Regions from separate parts of the Mus musculus genome. Here region 2 is linked to region 1. Evidence: chromatin loops called from intact Hi-C (ENCODE). Cell type or tissue: left cerebral cortex. All regions are shown on one strand. Links, peaks and the distances in the headings refer to the core of each region. The heading gives the core; the rest is flanking DNA.

What was found. Peaks named below come from ENCODE experiments on the same cell type or tissue, not always from the same donor. Only the 100,000 strongest peaks of a DNase experiment are listed, where the experiment ranks them.
Region 2: it touches region 1 in a loop (5-fold over the local background); 6 of 42 quality-filtered maps call a loop at or near these places.

What each region holds. Positions count from the first base shown.
Region 1 is chr19:56,903,624-56,916,029 of GRCm38, forward strand. It overlaps Vwa2 (von Willebrand factor A domain containing 2), which reads left to right. Exons shown (of 14, transcript NM_172840.2): 10 at 1,856-1,963; 11 at 2,767-3,339; 12 at 5,209-5,760; 13 at 6,067-6,192; 14 at 6,992-8,455. The coding sequence ends at 7,122. It overlaps Afap1l2 (actin filament associated protein 1-like 2), which reads right to left. Exons shown (of 19, transcript NM_001177797.1): 16 at 12,049-12,204; 17 at 10,747-10,940; 18 at 10,502-10,630; 19 at 8,731-9,785. The coding sequence ends at 9,759. Among named protein-coding and RNA genes, the nearest start is that of Vwa2, 35 kb to the left of the region's middle. In left cerebral cortex, for the core only: a CTCF peak has its summit at 4,996 (motif pointing left); a DNase peak (open chromatin) is centred at 5,018.
Region 2 is chr19:56,559,370-56,571,775 of GRCm38, forward strand. It overlaps Nhlrc2 (NHL repeat containing 2), which reads left to right. Exons shown (of 11, transcript NM_025811.3): 3 at 11,047-11,502. Among named protein-coding and RNA genes, the nearest start is that of Nhlrc2, 17 kb to the left of the region's middle. In left cerebral cortex, for the core only: CTCF peaks have their summits at 6,131 (motif pointing right) and 6,882 (motif pointing right); DNase peaks (open chromatin) are centred at 3,065, 4,304, 6,131 and 6,883; H3K27ac peaks cover 3,074 bases.

The DNA.
Region 1 (12,406 bases), core at 1,658-9,657:
AGGAGGGGTGGGTGTTTGGCCAAAGAGTGCTTCTGTTATTCTTTCCCTCCATCTGCTCAATGGTATAACTTTGCTGCGGGTGGACTGGTGGCTTTGGAATTACCCCATTAACCAATGTGCTTTTTGTGGGTGAGAAACACACCGAGGAACAACTTCATGGATGCCTTATGTCTAATGTTAAACCTGGGGAGATGCCTGAGCGTTTTCACCGTGGTCAAGTGGAGTTACATTTGCCTGCGGTCTACAGCTTCTCTCTGCCACTGTGCACGGTAGCCTCATTCATGGGATCCTACTGAGATCCCTTTATTATTCCCAAGCAGGAAGAATTATCAACACTATTAAGCACCATACACCAGGGTCCCCAGGGCGCCCTCATTGCCCTCCCACTGTCCTGCAAGCACAAACCACCCTGTGTGGTGTTTGTCTTTTTCTGGGTTTGCCACCTCCCCCAGTGAGGGAAGGAGCATTTCCAGGCAGGGAGCAAGGGATGCAAGCCTGGGACAGGCAAGCCCCTGGACACATCCTTTCCAAGTACTGAAGCCCCCATTACTGGTCCCTGATATGAAGGAGAAACTAATTCAGAGGCCATGGCTGTTCAGAAAATGAGGACCCTGAGACCTGAGCTTGAGTCCCTGCTCTGCCCTGACCAGTCACCTGGCCTGTCACCTGACCTCAGTGAGACTTCCTGCTTCCTGTCTCCGTTCTTAGGGTGGCTACGAGGGAGGATAGAATGGAACCTTGCTTTGTGGTTAACACAGCCCTCATCCCCATGGCTGATACTTAGTCAAAGGCCTCTGTAGATCCTGTGGCTATAGTTCCTGAGCCCCCCCCCCCCCGAGAATTCCCCATGATGCTCAAGCTGCTAGTATCAGCTGATCAGACTATCTTTAATCACAGTAATGTGGCTAGTAAATGGTAATATGCTGGTGTTTTGAAGAAAAAATGCTTGCCGGTCCTAATGGTGACACTCTGAGCTAGCTATTCTGTAAGCTTGCACAAGTGCAAAAAGATACTTTGTGTTCTTTGTGACTTTGGGAGGAAGACCATGGGGAGGGTGTTAAACTTCATTTTAATAAATGATAAGGAGCAGGGAACTCGAGCAGTTCGTGGCTACAGGGTACCATCGGCCAGACACTTCAGAAGGGCCTTGCTTTGGCGTTTGCTGGCTTTCCTGTGTTTCACACCAGCCTTGAGGAGGCATCACCCACACTATGCAGTGCACATTCAAAAGCAAATGTCTTAGCCTCTCTCCAGAGCGTTTGCTTCATACCAGGTGGTCCCACAGATTCCTTTGTGTCCGCTGATTGTGGGAGAAGTGTGAGGAGGACAGAGCTTGGGAAAATGAATTAAGATGGCCACAGAGGCAGAGGTGGCTACGTTCATCACTGGGCTGCCTGACTGCCCGGCGTAAAAGCTCATGGCTCTCTGTGCCATGAGGCAGGAGCCTTAGGCAACCCCAGGTCGATTTTGAACAAAGAGAGGGGCCCTTCGGCCCACAGCCATGCCCTCGCCTTGTTGCTATGGAGGTCATCATCCTTAGAAAACTCAGGTAAAACACAAGTCAGTCGTTATGGCAACCCTGGGCCCCTCTGGGCCTTCTCAGAAGCCTTGGATAATGATGGCCAGCATCCTGATACCACAGAGGGAGCACAGCAACATGGACCCATTGGACCCAATTGGCACGGGCCCTACCAAGGTCTTCCAGCTGCACGGAGTCCCTCCTCTGAGTATTCGCTGTGAGAGCTTTGCTGCTTTCCCTACCAGATGGTGTGAGCACAACACCGGAGCAACCTTCAGTCTGTACTCTGCCCTCTCTGCCTGTCATCTTGGCTTTTAACGGGTATCTCTCTGGTAGGCCCCTGTGACTCCCAGCCCTGCCAAAATGGAGGCACGTGCATTCCAGAAGGTGTGGATAGGTACCACTGTCTCTGCCCACTGGCATTCGGAGGGGAAGTCAACTGTGGTATGTATACTTGGGATTCCCCAGACTGACTCACTGGGAGCAGGCGAGGCCTGGGTTCATGCTTCCTGTTGTCCCCTGCTCCCTGCTGAGTAGAAAGCAATGGATAGAATATCAACCCACCTTCTTTCCCCATAGCCCACTGATCTGTCATTTGGTGCGGCCTCAGACACTCTGTTAATCCAAATAGTGGCACCCGGCAGAGCTGTCACATAGCTGCTGCCTAATGTCTGAGCATATCTATGGCTTGTTTCACCCCTTCTGAGGAAAAGGAGCAAGAAGGCCTAACTTCTTTTGATTTTAAATCCATGCAGTGAAGATTCTATAAGCCTCGGCTTATGGGGAGCTGTGGTTATGTAAAGTACTTAGCACAGCGCCCAGCACACTCGGTAAGTGACTTACACATGTGTGCGGTGCCTTCATTGGAAATCCATATAGGAAAAGTAAATCGTATATACGTCAAACCTAGGGATGCTTCTAAAAGAAATATAGGAGCGTGTCTCTGTGATCTTAAAAGCTGGCAAAGACATCTCGGACCTCAAGGACAGTGGGAAATAAAGTTGGAGGCTAAACTCATTCTGCTTTATACAAAGCACTTGGACTGTGTCCCTCAGCAAGGTGGCAGGAAGCATTCTACATCCGAGTCTCTGGCAAGCACTGGATACTTAGGGGCTTGAGTCCCTCTGCTCCAGCATCTTTCTGGGAGGTTTCTTGTGCTTGAAGTGGCTTAAAGATATCTAGAGTGGGGTTGGTCTGCACACTGCAGCGGCCCCAGGTGACAGTGCGTATCACTGTGATTCCAACAGCCCCGAAGCTGAGCCTGGAATGCAGAATCGATGTCCTCTTCCTGCTGGACAGTTCTGCAGGCACCACATTGGGGGGCTTCCGGAGGGCCAAGGCCTTTGTCAAGCGCTTTGTGCAGGCCGTGCTGAGGGAGGACTCCCGAGCCCGCGTTGGGATAGCCAGTTATGGCAGGAATCTAATGGTGGCGGTGCCCGTCGGGGAGTACCAGCATGTGCCGGACCTGATCAGGAGCCTTGACAGCATTCCCTTCAGCGGTGGCCCGACCCTAACCGGGAGTGCCTTGCTCCAGGTGGCAGAGCACGGCTTTGGGAGTGCCAGCAGGACTGGTCAGGACAGGCCACGCAGAGTAGTAGTTCTGCTCACTGAATCACGCTCCCAGGATGAGGTGTCTGGGCCAGCAGCTCACGCAAGGGCTCGGGAGCTACTCCTCCTGGGCGTGGGCAGTGAGATCCTGCAGGCGGAGCTGGTGAAGATCACCGGTAGCCCGAAGCATGTGATGGTCCACACAGACCCTCAGGACCTGTTCAGCCAAATCCCAGAGCTGCAGAGGAGGCTATGCAGCCAGCCACGGCCAGGTAAAACTCTGCAGCCTAACCTAGGGCTGGCTTGTCAGTAGACAGGTCCGTCTGTCTGTCTTCTTGGCACCACCAGCCATTCTTTCCTTCAGTGCCTGTGCTGGGAACTAGGATCGGGGCCTGAGTGTAGAACTCTGTGGGGACTTCTTGTGAGGACCAGATAAGACAAGCCTAAGCAAGTACACTCAGCATGTCTAAGCGTGCACCTGATTATAGGTACTGTTACTAATCACACTTGATCATTGTTATTAGTCTTAAGGAGTTCTGAGTCAGAGACGTGTATTCTTAGAACACACACATGTACACATGCACACACACACTTGTTGCTGCACACTCGAACACAACCAAAGCGAACATGCTGTGATACCTTCTCTACTTCTCTGCTCATTCTGTTTCCTTTCCTATGAGGCTGAGCTTGTGAGCAGCACTCAGTGGGGAAATGGTAGCCCTGGGACTAAGCAGGGCCATGCAGCGGCTGGGCTAGTACCCGAGATGTCAGAGCTGGAACACATCGGTAAGAGGGCACTTCAGTGCTTCCCTGGGGAGCTAAGTGGAAGAGCCTCATGTGGGACTTAGCATCCCCAAACCGCGTTACTGGCGATGGTCCCCAGAGGTGAGAGTCCCCCTTCTGTAAAATGGTGATGAGGCTTGTCATGCCCCTTGTATCCTGTCCTCTAGGCCAGTCTCCTATGGCAGATATATATATATAACGGACTTGCCAATTGCAGAGAGTTCCATTATGTATCCATCCATTAGGATAGGTCATTGTTGCATTTAACAAACCAAAATCGATACATTGTTACTTAGTACAGTCTACCTTTGCTCAGATTTCCTTAGCTTTTACTTGATGTCTTCCTGTTCCCAACGCCAGAAATTGCCCTCACAGGGGAGTTAGCAGGCCTGTCTCCCCAGGGGGTTGTGGCAGGTTCTCTATTTTCCTTGTGTCCAGTGTGGTTTTTAAAAGCTAACATTATCAGACCACCAGACCCTTTGACTCCGTATTTAAACCATCCCAGTGGCTCTCCATGTGGCTGAAAGAAACCCGAGCCCCTTCCACCAGCTTCTGAGTACTTCCTGTCTGGCTGCTGCTCTCGCACACACTGGAAGACTGAGGAAGCTGCCTCCCTGCTAAGAAGCATCCTGCCTGCCAGTTAGCTTCACCTCTCTCCTCCCCAGGGTTCCCTGAGCACCTTCCTAGTCACATCTTGTCTTGCTGTCCCTTTAGCCCCTTCTTTCCCATGGTGTTGCTGGCTCTATTCCACATTTGTGTTCATTTCCTACCCATATGTCCTAAATCACCACTCCATAGATGGCAGGTATCAGCCTATTTGATATAATAGCAGAGCCCTGTGCACAGTGGGCAGGCACTGCGTGATGTAAGGAGGCAGGCGAAAGTACAGCCGCACCTGCTGCTGTTAGGGCCTTCAAAATCCCATATGCTGGGTCCTTCTTTCAAAGATCAAAGGTGAGTGACCTGGCTTCGCATGGCTTCAGAGCTGCGGCCCAAGGTCACCATTTCTAAGCCAGCAAGGATTTAAAAAAAAGATGAGGGAGGGAGGCTGAGGTCAAGCAGCTCCCACTGACACGTTAGAATTTATAGTTTCAAGCTTAGAAACTACATTCCCTTCGATTGGGACTACAGCACGGCCACCCCCTAGTGGCCATTCTCAGCAGGAAGCTGGGAATGTCATCAGGGCAGCCACTTGTATTCATGTCTATATTCTAAGGAAGGATGAAGTGTGATTGTAAGGAGGGTGGATGCTACATGGGCAGTCAGCACACTGGCTGGCCTGGACTCTGTCCAGCCCAGAACAGCCCTGCTGTACCAGCCAGATCTAGACAAGGGACCTATTTTGCTTGCTCCTCCAGGCTGCCAGGCACAGTCACTGGACCTGGTCTTCCTGTTGGATGCCTCTGCCTCTGTGGGACGTGAGAACTTTGCCCAAATGCAGAGCTTCATCAGGAAATGCACCCTCCGGTTTGATGTGAATCCTGATGTGACACAGGTTGGCCTGGTGGTATATGGCAGCCGGGTGCAGACTGCCTTCGGGCTAGACACCCATCCCACCCGGGCTGCCGTGTTGCGGGCCATGAGCCAGGCTCCCTACCTAGGGGGTGTGGGTTCTGCTGGTACAGCCTTGCTGCACATTGAGGACAAGGTGATGACGGTCCAGAGGGGTGCCCGCCCCGGTGTCCCCAAGGCCGTGGTGATGCTCACAGGCGGGAGTGGGGCAGAAGATGCAGCTGTCCCTGCCCAGAAGCTGAGAGGCAATGGCATCTCAGTCTTGGTTATGAGCGTGGGAGCCGTCCTCAGGGAGGCAGTACGGAGGCTTGCCGGTCCACGCGACTCCCTGATCCATGTGGCAGCTTACACAGACCTTCCGTACCATCAGGACATGCTCATCGAGTGGCTATGTAGAGGTGAGTGGGGATAAGAACACATCTGTTAGGGCCCTCTTGAGACAGGACCTTTGCCTGACCTTCACACATGTTACTATAAGGAGGACAGCTCCCTAGTCCCCACTTGGCTGTGTGTGAGCTTATGAGCTAAACCCTACAACTCCACAAACTTCTCCAGTGTTACCGACCATGTGCTAAGCTGTTGCTGCAGGTCCATGGGTGACACTGAGAGGTTAACCCAGCCCCACAGACTGTAAGATTGAGCTGAGCTTGCTTAGAACAGGGGTTTTGGGTCTGACCCAGACCTGGGCACATTCTCCTTTGTAGAAGCCAGGCTGCCAGTCAACCTCTGCAAGCCGAGCCCATGCATGAATGAAGGCACCTGTGTCCTGAAGAACGGCAGTTACCGATGCGAGTGCCGGGGTGGCTGGGAAGGCCCCCACTGTGAGAACCGTGAGTGGATCCCTACTGTTCAAGCACAGATGGGGGTGGTCTCCTTAGTCCTGCTGAGTTCTACAGACTCAGCAGGAGGCAGGTTGGGTTATTTAATCATTTATTCACTCCCCTATGAAACACTTGGAAGGGTCTTACATATCTCAGACCGTTTTTGTTTGTTTTGTTTTGTTTAGAGTAGGAGATACAGGCTGATGGATAAGAGAGATAATCTGCCCTTATGAAGCTTCCATTTTAGGGAGGAGACAGAGTGAGCAGTGTAACAGTATAGAGCATTAGAATGTCACTATTGCAATACCATTACTATTGGGACTATTAGAATGTTACATTGGGAGTTCCGTGCATTGCAAATAGCCATGACAGCGGGGAGGTGGGCCTTGGTTAGCAACATAACACTGCACCAGTAACAGTGTCACAGGATGTGAGGCCAGAGATGTGTAGATGGGTAGACACATTATGGCAGCTAGTGGCCATTCTTTCTTGAATATCTGTAGTGACTGAGCGGAACAGCCTGCTGGAGGGGGGTGAGATAATAGGGCTTTGGGAAGAAAGTTGCTTTAAGGAGACACAAGTAACAGACTGGGGCCTCCTTAGATCAGGCAGAAATCAAGACAAGAAGACATGGCTTTTCAGCCCTTGGTACACACTGGCTTCCAGTGGCCAAGGAGGAGGTGGGGGCAGGTGGGTGGGAAACTGATCTGATACCTTTCACTTGGGGATGGACTTGTAAAAAGGACACAAAGTAGCTACCTGCTGAGGCGAAGACTCAGACACCCTCAGAATTCACTTTCCTTCCTAGGCATCTTGAGAGGAGATGCCCCCATGGCACGTAGCTTCCACCAAGAGCCTGCAGGACTACAAGGGCCAACCCCCTCGCAGCAAGCTCCCAAGCATCTTAGAATCGGAAAGGCCCTGTCCTCCGCCAAGTAAATCTCCCGGGGGCCCTGGAGCATCAGCTTCCAGCTCTGCCACAGGGGACACTGCTTGGGACAGTAGCAGCTGTCGCTATGGTGATGTTGGGAACGACTACTGCGTCAGCATTTATCCCCTGAATCCGTTTGTACCTTGCTGAGGTAAGCTGCCTGTCATTTTTCCTGAGGATAAGAGGCAGGCCAGAGAGATCTGACGACCTGCTTGAGGGTCATCACAGATGCTAGACAGATGTTCCTGAGGTGGTAGCGCTTTGAAGAAGACTCTGTCAGAGCTCACCGCCTGGTGATTGGTGCAAAAAGTGGGTTTCTCCCTGTTCCAAAAGACAGCTCCTGTGGATTTCATTTGCAAAGGGATTATGTGTCATTTGTGACGTTTTCTGGTGACCAGATCTGTGTGTGGGAGAGACCTGGGAAGGTCTCAGACAGCCATTTGACCAATTACTCAGTTTGCACGTAGGGGAGGGACATGTGTGAACAGCCGTGTACGATTGGTCTGGGCGCTGAGCAACGGCCTCCAGAGGGGCTTCCTTTCAGAGATTACTCAGGAGAGAGTGGCAGTGAGTGCTGCCCTCCTCTTAGTGGTGGCAATGATGGGCAGACTTCTCAAACTCAGCAAGGGAGGGATGAGGGGTTGCCCAGGAGGTTTGCTTTCAAAGCTTACTGTGCTGCTCTGTTTTAATGTGCATCTCACGCCCACTCGGTAATGTCTCAAGACAGATTGGTTGGTTGTTCGTCCATCAGGACTGTATCCGCTGGCAACGAGGCTTCTTTGGAATATCTTTGGGAAACTAGGTACTTAACTGCAGCGCTAACACATCAGTCTCCCCCCACACCCCTTCCCCACCCTGCCCCTTTCTTGTGCTGTTTGAAGCTGGGTTTTCAGAAGAAGCCATGTGTAGCGCTCTGGGAGATGAGAAGCATTGGTAAGGGTGTGTATCTTTGTGCAGCCAATGCTGTAAACTCTGTTTGTGTTCTGTGTGCCAGGCTGGCTGGCTGAGGTGCTACTCCACGTCTGCAGGATGCTCTCCCCGTCTCTGACCCACATTTTCTTCCTTCACATTTATACACTGGGGATGTAAACTTTACGTATTGTTATATTTCAATCATCGAACCAATATGTAGACATTGTCACAGCAGAATAGTGCTGATGTCTTCGTGGAACACCAGGACTTCCCAAACACCCGTGCAGCTGTAGTCACAGTACCTTCCTGTAAACTCCTGTCCTGGTCTGTTATATTCTACTTTACTCTGGGTTGTCAGTACCATGTTCAAGGAGTCAGAATTTGGTCTTGATGGTTTTTAAACATAAAATAAAACATTTATGTCCTTAATCGTTTGCCTAGGCAGGCTTCTACAAATTGGTATGGTTCTTTTCTCCTAAGAACTGCTAAGGAGCCTGTTTGACCTCCCGAGGTCTGGCTTTCAATTGCCTGTGTGTGGAACCTTGTTAGTTACACAATCAATGCTCTCTTTCAGGTTACTGGGTTAAGGAGCCTGAAAGTCTCTTACTAGGCTTCCCTATGTGGCTCTGCCAGTTTTTATAGTATATATCAGTGTGTAAAAAAATCAAGACCTTTGCCCCATGCCATGAAATACAAGGGAAACCCAAAATACAATGAACATTTTATTTAAAAAAAAAATTCTAACTCACCACTTGATAAAGGTCACCAAGTGTTTATGATACAGGAAATAAATGCCCTGGGATTAGAAAGACAATAATATATGCGTAAAAACATTTAGCCTTCAGAAACCAGTGTTAGGTAACTAGTTCCAAATGCTCAGAAATGGGGCAGGTAACAGATGAAATGTATCAACTTGTGCTAGTGCTGTCCCAGAGAGACAGCACATAAAGACAGCACTGGCTGCCAGTCTGACAGACTAGACAGGCTAATTCACGGCTGTTTTCCTTGCAAGGGGACCAGAAATTTAAAACATCTTTACAATGGTAATGAAGAGGTAATTGACCAACTCTTAAAAGTGGCCTGGCCACAGGACAGTCTGTAAACACAGGAATTTTCCCCCTATATAATACAGCATTGTTTAAAGTTTTCCTGGACTGGGGGGAAGTCCTTAGTGACCCCAAGGGGGTCAGTGCCTTGGCTTGGTTCCCAATATGTCCCTCTTCTACTGATTACAGGGTTCTAATGTTCTTTAAGACCATCAGAGACCACATGGAGCCCACCCAATTTGGGCAAACATGAAGACAATGCATGATTTAAACCTCAACATTGCCAAATACAGGATGAAAGATAAGGGGGTCAGGAATTTAGATTTTTCTCATAACCAGAAGCAATGTGGTCATTTTTTCACACCTGAAAAATCTTGGTAAAACAGTTGAGTGATGGATGAAATCTTTAAAAAGAAAAGGGAAGGTACATTGTCTCATTGACAGCCAGTAGATTTCGACTCCAAAGATGCCACCACGATGCTGCTGCTGGGATCCCTTTGGCTTGAGGAGGAGACAGGGCCTTCTCTTAACCGAAGCTCCGTTTGCAGCGAGCGCCTCATCCCTTGCTTTGTCTTGTAAACAGACTCACCTTTCCTCAGAGTTGCTGTTTTATTGAAGACTTGTCCAGAGCAGGATTGTCACCAAGGTCCACAGTCACATAAGAGTCTTTAGGCAATTCTTGTCTCCTAACTGGCTCCTTTCTTCTCCCATTCCTACAGTACAGACACAAAGCACCCCACCCCACCCCCAAAAGAAAGTTATCCACTGTATCTACCGCCATGTATGTAGAAAAGGGTAAGAAAAATTAACGTCGCTCCAAAGCAGTTACCAACAGAGCTAGCCTCATCCCTAGGAGGAGCACAGCCGAATGCTGTGATTGATTAGTGATGTCTGCAGGGGTGAGGCAGTAGAGGCGTATGCAATTAAATGGATTTAATAGTTCATCATTGGTGAGGGTGGGGGTGTCTGACTTTTTCAGCATCTGCACAGGACAGGAACAAAGAGCAGAGCTTGTCAAAGCCAACACGTCACTCCACTCGAGTTTCTTACTGTACTGAGTTACAGATTAAAGAGCCTTCTCCTTTTGCCCTCGGGGAGAAACTATGTCATGGGGTTAGGTCCTGTTTCTACTTTATTGAGCCTTTTGTCACTGGCTTCTCTGGTTTTGATGTTAGAAACCTTTTGGGTTGGAAACATTTCAGTCACAGCCTGTCCCTGGAATCTACTCCTGAGTGGTGGGGAGGTCGTGGGTGGGGGTGCCCTCAGGCTCACTGGGAAGAACACTTGGTAAATATAAGCACTTTCCTGGTTAATCAGTGGTAAAGCCCGGGCCGGGCCACAAGTGGCATTCTGCTGAGAGCATATCTCTCACTCAGAGCTAGTGCAAAAGCCACAAGGCTTCATCTGCAGCTGAAGAGAGGCCACTCACCTTGGCTTTCTGCAGGACAGTGCCTTTGCCTGTGACCATGACGGAAAGAGGCCTGTTCTTGAGCACAGATGCAGAGTTGACTGGCGTGGAGTCTGGTGGGGGGTTGGGGGTGGCAGCTTTGGGCTGTGGCTGAGAAGGAGAACAAGGACTGGGTCAAATTACTATGTATATAAAACCCACCTCTACCACCCTGTGCCAGGAGGCCCCGTGTAGAGCTCACAGGCCCTCCAGAGCCCAGCACTCACACGAGGGCTCATGTTGTCCAGGTGCGTGGTATCCACAGTGGTGCCCAGGGTCACGGGCCCAGCCTCTGCCTTCTTCAGGTTGTCCTTCACCTCCATGATGCTGAGCTCAAGGTCCACACGCCTGCTCTCCTCCATCCGGCATTCCTCGTCTATTTTCTTCAGTGTCTGCTCCAGCTTGGCCAGGACCCCCTTATCTGTAGAGAGGATAGAGAACCATGCTGGGTAGAGGAAGGTTTCTCTGGGGTTCAAGAAACAAATTATGACGTGGTAGTCTGAGTGAGAATGACGTCCATGGGCTCCTATGTTTGAATGCTTGGTCTCCAGAAGGTGGAACTGTTTGGGAAGGATTAGGAGGTGTGGCCCCGCTGGAGAGAAGGTGTGGCCTTTCTGGAGAGAGGGTGCGTCAGTCATTCTCGGTTAGAATGCTCTCTGTGCTTTGTGGTTCTGTCTCAACTTTGAGCTCTCAGCTACCTCTCCAGTGCCTGCCTGCTGGCTGACACAATCTCCCCACCATGACTCACTATCATGGACTCAACCTCTCCAGAACTATGAGCCCCACCTTACATCCTTTCTTTTATAAATCACCTTGGTCATGGTATTTTTGTCATAAGAATGGAGAAGTCACCAGTGAAACTGCTAACTGAATATATATTAAAAACCCACTGCCCTGTGCACATTAAATGGGTTCACTGCTAGACAAATGGACTCTATCCCGACAACTGAAAAGTAGAGAGACTGTCCCTAAGGTCTTCCTTTGATTGCCATGCCATAGCTTCCCAGGAACCTGTCGGATTTGTCCCCAAACCTGTTAGGCTGGTTGTGCTCGCTAGTGCAACTCTGTGATTTAAATATCAAATGAGATCCAGGTCAAGTAATTCTGAGAGGCCTCAGAGGTCAGTTGCTAGGAAACCTCCCATGAGCCTGAGCCGGCTGAGACTGGAAAATCACCTGGAAGCTCTCCTCTCCGACTTTGTGCACCTAAGACCAGAGCCTGGAAATTAAGAAGTGCACTGCAGGCGTGGTTAGCATAGAGGTGCCTTGGCAGACCAGTCAGCTGACCCAGATCGTCAACCTGAGAACAACCTAAGTACCTGCTGGTGCTGTTGACCCTGTTTCATGGATCCAGGCAGAGACAGCCTCAGACAGGACCAGAAGAAGAGGGTCATTTCTGAGTGAGGGTGAGGGGACTCAGGCCAAAGGATCCAGAGGTAGATGACAAATCCAGGTTCATTCCCTCTCAAAGCCCGTGTGTGTTGAGTGAGACAAAGTTCCACCCTGGCCCTCCATGCAGAGGCCCCCTACCTGTGCATCTCAACAGGGTCTCTTTGAGCTCCCGCTTCTCTCTGCGGAGCTGAGCCAGGTGCCCTCGGATCTCCTCCTTGCTCCTCTCCAGCCTCTCCTTCTCCTCCGTGTACCGCTTTACTTCCGCCTCTGTCCGATTCTTCCCAAGTTTGATCTCTACAGACCAGAGAAGGAACCGGCTTGTGTCAGCAGGGATGGGTGAGGCATGGGGAACACCCATGCTGGATGCCAGCCCTACAGTGATGGGGTGGGATGTGTCCCTCACTTTTGTTGTTGGGGTGGTCCAGGGCAGGTTCCCTCACCTCTGTGAACCCATCCTCTCGTGTGAAAGAAGAGGATCGGGCTGACTCGCTATGTC
Region 2 (12,406 bases), core at 1,751-9,750, 340 kb before region 1:
GTTGACCTCAGGAATCTCCCTCAGCCTCTCTCCTCATTTGTTGGGGCAGGGCTCTTGGTAAAGCTGGTGCTCACAGATTGGCTGGACTGTCTGGCCAGAGTCGCTGGGGTCAGCCTGCCTCCATTTCTCCTGCTGTGGCAGTGGAGCTGTTGTGTCAGCCTGCCTCCATCTCTCTCTCCTCCGCTGTGGCTGTGGACCTGCCTCCGTTGTGTCCTACTTTTTACTTGGGTGTTAGATCTGAACTCAGATCTTCTGCTTGAACAGCAACACTGCCAGTTTAGCCTTTTCTCATACCTTTCTCATGCTTTTTAATACTGTAATGTATACTACATGTAATGTGACACTGTAATGTCCCTGTGCCTGAGATGGTTTCTCTCCTTTTTATAAAGTTATGCTTGCCACTTAGGGCACAGGTTTTACTTTTTAAAATGTATTCAAAAAGCCTTCAAATAGTTTTAGTTCACAAATTAGACTATTGTGTGGACTACTGCTAAACACTTTCTGTTGCAATGAATTCAATTGATTTTGTATGTGTTTATCTTTCTGTCTTATACTGTTCTATTGCTGTGAAGAGACACACTATGACCAAAGTAACTCCTATATTTAAAAAAAAAAGTCATTGAATGGGGGTCTTGTTTACAGTTTTCGAGACTTTATCCATGATCACCATGGCAGTAAACTGACAGGTGTGGTGCTAAAGCTGTAGCTGAGGGATCTACATCGTAATCCATATGCCTCCGGCAGAAACAGAGACACTGAGCCTGGTGTGACACACCTTCTCCAGCAAGGCCCCACCTCCTAATCCTTCTAGTGCTTCCCAAACAGTCCCATTCTCTGGTGACTAAAAATCCAAATATTTGAGCCTGTGGGGACCATTCTCATAGAAACCAGCACACTTTTCTTCCAGGCTTTTGGAATGATTTGTTTAGAAGTTACATGTTTGCTAAGGCTTTGGAAGTTGTCCCTCTCCTTTCCTCCTTCCATTGCTGTCTTCCCACTCCTCTTTGCTTTCCTCTCCTGTTCCTTCTTGGTCTTCATGTTCTGATTCTTATGTTGGAGTTGCAGAGGGAAGAACCTTCTCATTGTACTTGTTATGACCCAGCTAATAGAAAAAGCAAACTAGTTCAAGAAAAATAGGTGTATATTCTAAGACTCAGAGCTAAAAAATGAGAAGAGATATTTGATACTTGTCTATATATGAATCAGTATTTGGACTGTGTGATATATATAGTCATCTTCATTCTGCTTCTTACATACTAGTGCCCTTGACCTGTAAGGCGTATATCCAAAGCCTTGTGGATATTGCTCACTCTCTGTAATAACCTATGAGGCCCCCTTTTTTATTAGTAAGTGCGTATCAGATTATGGCCTTAAGTAATATTTGCAATTTGAGATATAATAGCAAGACTAGCACAGGTTTCTTTTTCTGTCTTGATGGATGATGAATAAATATGCATTCTTACCATAGATTTTATTTTCATTCCTTAAGTCAGAATCTCTCACCTTTTCACTGAAAAAAAGAAAAAGAAAAAAATATATGGCTTCTTTATTGAGAAACATAAATTGCTAGCATTACTGTTCCTGAGCTTTAGGGCCATACAGAGTGTTGGTTACTTGAACACAACTAATACAACGACTAGGTGGCTAATGTGGGTAGTGTATTCAACATGATCACCTTGAAAGGGGGATGATAGACACGAGGTGGGCTGCAGTGGGCTGATATCACACTGCACTACTCAGGAGGGTGTGTGGTCTAAAACATGAATAATTGACTTCTGTGATTTCCTATTCCATAACTTTAGACTATGGTTGATTTTAGATGCTTAGAACCATGGAAAGATGGGAGAAGAGGGCTACTGTAAGGATATACTGAGGAACCGAAGGAAGCTACAGCACCTTGGGAGCCGCAAACGATACGGAGTTGTGTGGGGCACTGATTGTGGGGAAATAAGGGGGTGGGAGACCTGCCTCGTGCCAGAGCTTTGGGGCTCTGGGTGGGTAGATGCGGGGTACTACTACCATGCGCTCTCTGTGCCACCAGAGTGGGTGTCTGGCTGTGGGAAGCCGGTAACCCCAGTCCCCGGGGGGTAGAGAGGGAACAGTCCAAGATCTCTGGGCTGGCCCAGAGACAACAGGTTCTCAGTCTTGGACATCCCAGATGCTACTGTGTGTCGCAGAAGAGCTGAGAACAAAGTGAGGGCCCCAGGGGCAGCTCGGTCAGTCCGGGGGCCGAAAGGAGAAGGGGGCAGGGGGATAAAAGGGCGCTGGGCTGTTCCCCTTGGGTGAGAGTCTTTGGTCCAGTCTGGTGGCTGGAAACACTAGGAGGCCTTCCTGTGGGAGATGGCTCTTTAGGGGAAGGCCTCTTTCATTGTTCTAACACAGAGGGTCTTGGTGAGCAGAAATGTTCCATGGTTTGAGAAAGAAAAAGAGAGAAAAAGAAAAAGAAAAGGAGAGGCTGGCCATGACCCCATGGAGAGAGAGGAGAAGGGAGGGAGAGAAAGAGAGCGGAAAAATGAGAGTAACAGATAAGAGCTTAAGAGAGAGAAGAGGGGCCAAGCAGCCCCTTTTATAGTGGGCTGGGCTACCTTGCTGTTGCCAGGTAACTGGGGAGGAGCATACCTGGTTATTGCCAGGTTAACTGTAGGGGTGGAGTCTAGCCAGAATACCAGGAGCTCGGGACATTGTCTACATGACTGATAGTCACCAGATTGTGGAGTTGAGGACTCATGGTGTCAGGCGTTTGTGTCTGGGAAGGTGGCTCCCTGTCCCATCTCTTGTAGAGTTTCCTGCTGGGTCTCCAGGGTAAGCCTCCGCCGACCAGAACACAGACTGCCTTTTGAGTCCCGCAGAGCTGCTGCTGGAATGAGACTTGATCTTCATATTAAGAACAGTGAAGGATTTTTTGCAAGATAGTGATACAGTCATAGTTGTGTGTTTTTAAGAGTTCAGTCTGACTTTTAGGGAGATAACTCATTATGGATAAGACAGGTGTGGCAATCTGCAAATACCAGGGTCAGCAGGTAATGATGTGCATGCGGCAAGATGGAAATCAGCTCAGCAAGACTTTGCCGGTGTTGGTTCAGATTCTAGAGTCTGATACTGGACACTTTATTTTAGACATATTCAAATACAGAACGGTTTTAAATAAATGCTTCCTGGTAACAACTGACTCAATCCCACGTGAACAATAAAGCTTAAGGCGTGACTGCATTAGAACTGTTTTGTAAAGTACATGTGACCTCTTCCATAAAGATGAGTTCTACAGCTTAAGGGCCTAGGGGAGAACCTGGTGTATCCCAGTCATACAGATAACAAGGTGGTTACCAAGTTATAAAGTACACGTGCAATAGAATGGGTTCTGTTGACCGAGGAACAATGTTCACGATAAAGGTCTAGGGAGGAAGGATCTGGGGAGTTCGTATGTGGCCTGGCCCTATAGGTAGCACAGATCACCAGGCTGCTAACTGCATCTCCTCCCAGCCTTCTGTGTAGAAGCAAGTAGACATTCCCCCTGAGGAGACAATCCAGCCTGTCTAACATCCCTGCTTTCCCTGGTGCTTATCTGTGAGCACAAGGCTCTCATGCTCTCTACAGATGGGTACAGACTGAACAAGTTGTAGGGGTTAAGATCAATAGGGCTTGGTCATGAGTTAAACATGGATGATGAAGGCTGCCCATGGGTTATTACAGAGACTCTGTATCTTGAGTTCTTGCTTATATAGTTGGATGTATAATAATGCAGTTCTATAACAAAGCACGAGAGAAAGTGCAGATTTGGAGGGGAAGCTCATGAGGTTAGTTTGAAGTATCTTTGATACTTGCCTTTCAGTCTCCATATAACTTCAATTGCATGTAGAATAAGGTGTAAATTCTGACCATGGCTTTGAAGGCCGACCATTTCTGGGTATTTATTCTTACTGTCTCAAACTTCCGTCGTCTTTGTATGTGCTGGTTTCTCTCCCTGAATCTCCTTCACCACTCTCTGCCTCATTTTAACTTCTCATCATTGAGGTGTCACCCCTTCATCATTTCTTTGGGAAAATATTGAGATATATTGATTAGGTGGAAGGTAAGTAGGAAATAGCCACCATCTACTTTGATTAATATTATTACATCTATATAACATGCAGAAACAAGTGGGCTTAAGTTGTGGGTTCCTCCTTGAATTTGGTGACTTTTGAATCATTACTGTTATTTATTCCAGTGTTTGCACTGTCCCAGATCTACCCAGTGCCTTGCCCACCAGCCGCCTCCTGTGCTCTTGCTGTTTTTGGAGTACTTCCTTCTCACACCAGAATATTTCTAGTTCCTCCTGCGCTTTCACAGCCCATCCCCAAAGTTACCGTTTCTCCAAGGAGCTCATGATTCCTGAGCTGTCTTTGGTTTTAGTTTAGTCCCTCTCAAAGACTTAAACAATTATGGAGGCTAGTCTTTCCACCTGCCTCCCACAGAAGTTACTGTGTTCATTTGAAGGGCAGGGAATTCATTGTTGCTGTTTGTATTTCATTTTAGCACCCTTGCCATCTTTGTAGCCTTTTTGTGTGTGAGTGTATGTGTGCCTGTATGTGTGTGTGCACGCGTGTGTGTGTCTGTGTGTGTGTGTGTGTGTGCACACGTGCGTGCGCGTGTGCGCGCACATACATCCAGGTGTGTGTGGAGTGGATATATAACAACATGGCTTTCACAGTGAAATGGAAAGGTTGATCATTCGTGCACCTATTTATTTCTTTACCTGCTTCTGCCTTGTACTTTATTTCATTTCTTACTACTTTTTCTCTTAACTAGAAAGTGGTGTACATTTTGTGCATAATAGTTCACAGTGTATATACAGTGTAATTCAACCATTTTCCTGTATGTTGGCTCTAAGGTTGGCTCAGTAGTTACAATGACTAATTTTGTGGAGGGATAGGTTTTCACATAATGGTGGACTAATTAAGGGTCATTTCCTAGAAATGAGAGTAAAAGTCATTTTGCTGCATATTTCTAAATTCCGCATTCTAGAGCCATGTTCACTTACATTTCTACAAGCACACACACAGAGAGAGAGAGAGAGAGAGAGAGAGAGAGAGAGAGAGGCAGAGAGACAGAGAGACTATTCCTACTGCTTCAGAGAGAGAGAGAGAGAGAGAAAGGCAGAGAGACAGAGAGACTGCTTCAGCACTGTGTTAACATTTACCTATCTAAACATCATTCTATAGATGTAACATAGCAGTTTATCATACATGTACCCTTTTTTTCTATTAAGTTGATAATTGGTTATTGTTTGCCTCTATGAAGGCTATTTTGAAGTATTAATTTTATGTTCAAAGTTGCTAAATCTTTTTAATTGAATCTCAAGGATTTTTCTGGCATACTAATTATATCACATTACATGCAGGTATTTGTAATTCTAATGTCTTTGAGTAATTCTCTTGTGTAATTGTGTTTGCTGTCTCCCTATCTGTACCTCACCTCTTTGTCAAGTAGTAGTAGAGCTAGCAGTTATCTTTGCCTTGTGCCTTACACTTACAGCATTTATATTTAGCATTTATTGATACTTATAGCATTTCTTCATTAAGAGACTCATTTTTAGACTTGATTACAGTTATTTAATCAACCAACAAAATATGGAAGACTTACTTTATGTAAGTTATACACATGATGTTAAACAAAATGTATCTGTGTTGTTTCCAGGCCTGAAGGAAAATGGAAGCCACCTGTAAGATTTAATTTCGTCAACTTGATAGACAGGATGTGGGATTATCTAGCAGACCAGTCAGGGCACGCCTCAGGGATTATCCATATTAGCACAACTGAAGTGAGGAAACACTCCTTAACTTTGAGGGGCAGCATCCCATGAGGCTGGGTTCCCCATGAATTAGGGTTCCTCATGAATTACTGAATTATAACCTTGCAGGACACCAGTATTTGGTGCTCTTTGCTTCACAGCTGGATGCCTCCCACTCCTGTCAGCAGGATTTTCCTGCAGTGGCACACTGGACCCTCAGACTGCGAGCCACAGCAAACCCTTCTTCAAGTCTCTTCTTGTTGACGATTTTGTCATAGCAACGAGAAGGGTACCTAATACACATGCTTTAAAGTCTTCCCCTGACTCCCAAACAAACAACCGTATTTGACTCTGCATCTCACAGCACCACCAGATGGAGCACCATGGCCCTCACATCACGTGGCCATCAAGACATAAACTAAGCTCTAGTTAAAGGTGCTCCTGATGCAAGCTGAAGACAGGGACAGAGGCAGCTTAACCAGCACCAGAAGAACAAGTCAAGTGCTTGGCAAACACAAAACCAACTCCTGGTTGGTTTGCTAGTTTGTTTATTCGTGGGCTTTTTGTTTCATTTTGTTTGTTTGTTTTCTCCTTTTTTCCCTCTTACTGCTTTTCTGTTTTGGGTGTTTTGTTTTTTGTCTATATTTTGAGAAAGAATGTAAAATTGAGTAGGTAGAGTGGTGGGAGTAATTAGAGGAAGGGAAAACATAATAAAAATACATTGTGTGAAAAATGTTAAAGAAAAAATAAAATGCAACAGTTTTGAAAAAAAGGAAAAAAAAAAGTAGGAGTAATTCTGAAGACTTAGAGCACAAATAGGTCCTAGTAAGAAATCCCCAATACCAAGCTTAAAATGTTAGCACAGGTTTGGATGCCCTAGTTCTAGCTTACCTTAAATGTTCAGGAAGGACGAGGATGGAAAGCGTAGAGAAGTCTGCTTTGGGACAAACATCAAATACACAAGCAGGGTGTGGTTCCTCTTAGATTCGGCCCCAAAGCGAAAGAAGGAAATGAAAGGGAAAGTTTAGGATCCAGTATGAAGGAAGGAGAATTACAGCCAGCACCTCCTCCATGAGTGGTGTCCATAAATGAAACTGCACAGAGAGCAGAGCTGTCAGAAGAGGGAGCTCTCAGGCTAGGAACCTGGTTTATAGGATGATAAGGTGGTCATAGCCATGCAGAACTACAGGAAAGAGAGTGTGTGGACATCCTCACTGAGAGTCACAGACTTAACAACTGTGTTCCTTTTTGGAGTAATATCTTCAAACAACACTTAAGACAAATGAAAACCAAGTTGGATCAGAAATACTAAAATTAAAAAGAAAAGAAGAAATGGGTATTGATTGACTTCAAGATTGTATTAGAAACGAAGTCTGAACGACAGGATGTAGAAGGGAGGATGACTGCGTGTAACGATGGAGTCGAGACTGCAGCGAAGTCGAGGGAGGCAGAGAGCTCTAGTGGGTGAGGCTGAGCCCCAGAAGACCAACAGTGCAGGGAGAGAGTGAGCGACTCAGAAGACAAGAGAAGGAGGTGCAGCGTGGGACTACTGGGAGAACCTCAGGAAAAGCCAACCACCCAAACTAATACCTGAAATTAGAATAGAAAAAGAAACCTAAATAGGGAAAAAAACAAAACAAAACAACCCTTCACTCTTCATCTTAAAAGGGCCTATAAGATACCAGGGACTATTAACCCAGAAAAGTCCAAAGAACAGCTTAATAAAACTGTTAAAATTACAGACCAAACCAAAAACGTCTTACGAGCTCCAGACTCACAAAAGCATGTGCATTAAACTTACTGGAGTTGTCCCAATAGATTGAAAAGCCAGGCCACATAAAGCCACGTTTCAGCACCCTGAAGGTATACAAACCAGGTATGGTACCCATTCCCTCTCCAAGCATCAAGGCTATAGCAAGCAGTGAGGAAGGTGAAGGATTCAGAGGGCGTGTGCTGCACGTGTGCATGGATGTCCCACAGGGGAGCTCTCGTCTCGTTCTGGCTGAGTAGGAAAGCTGCCCTGGACAGATAAGGATGTCCTGTGTACAGATCGGAGCTGAGATCAAAACTACACTGTAAGTAGAGGTGTATTTGATGGCCAGGGTTTGTTCTGAAAAAAATGGAGCTGATCAAAGTAACAAAGAATGAGGACTTACTGTAGGAGCTGACTGACCAGTCTGCAAGGGGCTGTTGCTTCTGTTTAGTATCTCAGTGGCAGATGGAGCCATGGATACAGAAAGACAAAGGAAAGAAGGACAAACTAGAATCCTTGTAGGCTCTGCTTTATTTAATGTGACTAGCAAGTGCTCTTTATTGTGGAGCAACACATTTCTGGACCATAGGGTAGAGAAGCTGGGGTTCCCTGGGGTCCCTTCTGAGTCTGCTGAGGCTTTGTGTGTCCTTTGTGTCTAGCCTGGCTTACTCCCTTCAGCTGTGTCTCATACGGAATATAATCCAGCCTCCTATAACTAGATGACCCCATGCATGTCTGCATATTTACTCATGTGAGTAATGTACTGTATTATGTATATAGATTACATCCCGCATGTTTCCCTATGGGACATAATTGTGAAGAGTGATATTGCTAATTTCTTTTGAAATTTAGAGGTTTTTTTTTTTTTAATTTATGGTTAAATTGGGTGAGAGTTCACTGTTGTACTGAGTACTGTTAAATTCCTTACACAGATTGTCCCTTAATTCACTTAACCTAGGGAGTCATTCATGATGTTTCCCCATCCCACAAGTGAGAAAACTGATAAAAGGTGAGCAGTTTGGCCAAAGTCTCAAATCCTTCCCACTTCTGCCCACTCCTACCCTTCCACTTCCCAGGCATCTATCTGCTCCTCAGGATTTTCCAAGATATCCTTGGTTGTTTAGTTGTTGCTTCTCAGCAGTTTGATCGTGAGCTGTCAAGGCATGTTTTCCTCTGTTGGGTCTTAGATGCTATGCTGGCCTGAAGTTACGTATACTAATTCCTTAGCTAGAATGAGAACATTAGGCATTAATCAATGTTTGTTTTGCCCTGATTTCTTCTCTTTTCCTTTTGGATTCTTGTAACTCCTTAGATGCTCTAAGCTGATCCCAAGTTGCCTGAAGAAGTGTCTCTTTTCACTCAGTCTCCCAGTGTCCTTTCTCTGATGTTACCTCAGGGCTCCTGGCCTTTTCCTCTGCCACCAGTTTGCTAGTGAGCTCATTCAGTTTCTTCGTTTCAAGTAGGTGTTTTCAGCTCTGACATCTTCATTTAGTTTTTCTTTTATGGTCTTATCTGTTTGCTTATATTTCCTGTCTTTTCATTCATTTCATTTGTATTTTTCTTTTACTTAATGAAACATGATTTTATAGCTGCTTCAAGTCTCTGCTGATTGAAATTATTTTGGCATCAATATCTTGTTTATTTTTCCTTTGATGATTAATCATATACCCTTCTTTATGGTGTTTGTTTAAGGCAGGATCTTACTGTGACTCTGAATGACTGGGCACTGGTTTCAGGTTATATATAAGACATTGTATATAGTATACAGTTGTATACATTGTATACAGTAATTTCAGACTATATACAAGATATTGGAACTTTGTGATATGTGGAACTTGGGTTCTATTGAAGTCCTGATAGATAAATTTAGTTTTGTTTTAGTAGACATTTAGCACGGTTACTTCTGATTATAAGTTCCCATCTTATAGGGCCCACCTCCAGCAGGAAGACAGGACATCAAGTGAGGGATGGGGTTGCCATTCCACAGTCACACCTCTGACCCATAATTGTTTCTGTCTGAAAGAATTACAGGGGTGGAAATGGAGAGGAACCTGAGGAAAAGAAGGTCCAGCAATAGGCCCAAAGTGGGATCCAGCTCAAGGGGTGGTCCCAAGGCCTGACACTATTAGTGAGGCTATGGAGCACTCACAAAAAGGGACCTAGCATGTCTGCCCTCTGAAAGACCCAACAAGCAGCTGAAAGAGTCAGATGTAGTTATTTGCACCCAACCAATGGACAGAAGTAATAACCCCTGTTGTTGAATTAGGGAAGGCTGAAAGAAGCTGAGGAGAAGGGAGATTTTGTAGAAGGACCAGCAGTCTTAATTAATCTGGACCCCGGAGATCTCTCAAACACTGGACCACCAAACAGACAGTATACACCACCTGATACGAGGCCCCCAACACACATACAGTAGAGGGCTTCCAGGTCTGTGTTCATTCAGAGATGAAACACCAAATCCTCAAGAGACTGAAGGCCTCAGGGAGTTTAGAGGTCAGGTGGAGTGGGGGTGGGGGCATCCATGTGGAGATGGGGGATGGGGGTGGGGGCATCCATGTGGAGATGGGGGATGAGGGTGGGGGCATCCATGTGGAGATGGGGGATGGGGGTGGGGAGGAGGTGTGGGATGTGGAACAGTTGGAGTGTGGATGGGGGGAATGGAATATGGAGTGTAAAAAATGAATTACAAATAAAATTAAATTTAAAAATATATTTATTTTTAATGTATGCGCATTGGTCGTGTGTGTGTGTGTGTGTGTGTGTGTGTGTGTGTGTGTGTGTGTGTATGTGACTGTGTGTGTGTGCGCGCGTGTGTGTGCGCACGCACACCACATGAATGCAATGCTTCCAAGACAAGAAGAGAGCACTGAATACTCTGAACCTGGAGTTGCAGATGGTTGTGAGTCACCATATAAGTGCCAGGTACCCAACCTATGTCCTCTATGAGAGAAGTAAGCTCCTAACCACTGCACCACCCCTCCAGCCCCTCTGCCCATCTTCTCTACTCAGTAATTCAGTTCTTAGTGCTCAGAATTTGCTATGCATTGTTGGTCTTGCCTTATGTATGTGTAGTTTGGAGACATGTGAGTTGAGACAATAGTATTTTCACTGTTTCTCCACACTCTGGCTTCCCTGGTTCTCTGACCAGAATGCAGTGGGGTTTCAGTTGGAGTGTTAGCCACTCGAGTGGCTTCAGCTGACAGCAGAGCTTTTACCTTGGTAACACTGGCCCTACCTTCTGTGGTGCGCCTCCCTTGGTTGAGTCCTTCCATTTTCTTTAAAAGTTTTACCTGAAAATGTAGAGTTCTAATCCTACCCATGAATGTGATCCTGTGTTTATGTTAAAATCAAGATTGTCTGAGATTTAGATTGATTAGTTTTGTATATACTTCTTTAAATACAATTAAATACATTAATCTAGTTGTTTTTTTAATCTATAGGTTTTTTATATTAATAAGCGAGCTCTAGTGTATGGATAATTATTTTCAGATTTTCCTAATGTCTAACATGCACATCCCCTTTTCAGATGGCCTTCTGATTGTCGGTGTTCACTCGGCTAAGTTTCCCAATGAGAAGGTCCTGGACAACATCAAGAGTGCTGTCCTCAGATACAACATCACCCACCCTGTGGTTAACGATGCAGATGCCAGCCTTTGGCAGGAGCTTGAAGTCTCTTGCTGGCCAACACTGGTCATACTGGGACCCCGTGGAAACCTGCTGTTTTCTTTGATTGGAGAGGGACACAGAGATAAACTATTTTCATATACGTCTATTGCTTTAAAGTATTACAAAGACAGGGGACAGATCAGAGATGGAAAAATTGGAATAAAACTCTTCAAAGAGTCTCTGCCACCTTCACCATTGCTGTTCCCTGGCAAAGTAGCAGTGGACCATGCTACTGGTCGACTTGTGGTGGCAGACACAGGGCACCATAGGATCTTGGTCATCCAGAAGAATGGGCGCATTCAGAGCAGCATTGGAGGTAAGGTTTGCTCCTGCTCATGCTGTTTATTGATGAGTCTGTCATATCTTTCCGGTTTAAAAATAGCTCAAGTGTATATACAAAGGCAGCCCGAATTGCCCTGTGACTTTATCACCGAGTTATTTTGTTATTTAGTCTGTGTGTCTGAGTTAACCTCCCCGTCCTCTTCAGAGCAAACAAAACCCAGAAGCTTCACGTCAAAAGGAGATCATTATGTTATATCATCTCTTAGGTGTATTTGTGTGCTTCATCCTGTTCTTCAATAGAAGGGTCACATTTATTTGTTCACGGAAATATATACCAAGATTTTAGGTCAATGACATTTTAAATTCGAGTTTCATATTTTCTTCTATAACAAAATATGTCCATATAGTTTTCAAGACAAGAACTCAGGACAGTGAGCAAGAAACCTGATATTTACACTGTAAAGTAAACAGGCTAGGGTTTGTACATCCTCTTACTTCTCTCTTGTTTCACCCTTAAGAACCCCTCCCCTTTCCATGCAAGCCCAGGCCATCTCCTTTCATAGCTCCCTGCCTTAGATGAGAACACGCCTCTAGTTTCTATCTGCACGATCAGTAAAATCCCCCAAGTACAGTCATACTAATCTGCTTATCTGGGCTGAACTGACACAGCAAATTAGACAGAGGGAAAGCCACCCCTTGTATATAGCCAATCCCACTTGATAGCATAGGACACACTTTACCTGTGGAAGTAGATTAAACATGGTCCTAAGCTATTGCTCATTGTGTGTGCTGAGATGTTCTCATCTCTTATGTCATTGTTTATGGTTTTTATTAGAGTATGTGCTGTTTTGTGAAGCTTGTTTGTTTGGGCTACTTGATATTTTCAGTTTAACAGTTATGACAGTTATTATTTGAAAAATGTCTTGAATTTAACTGGT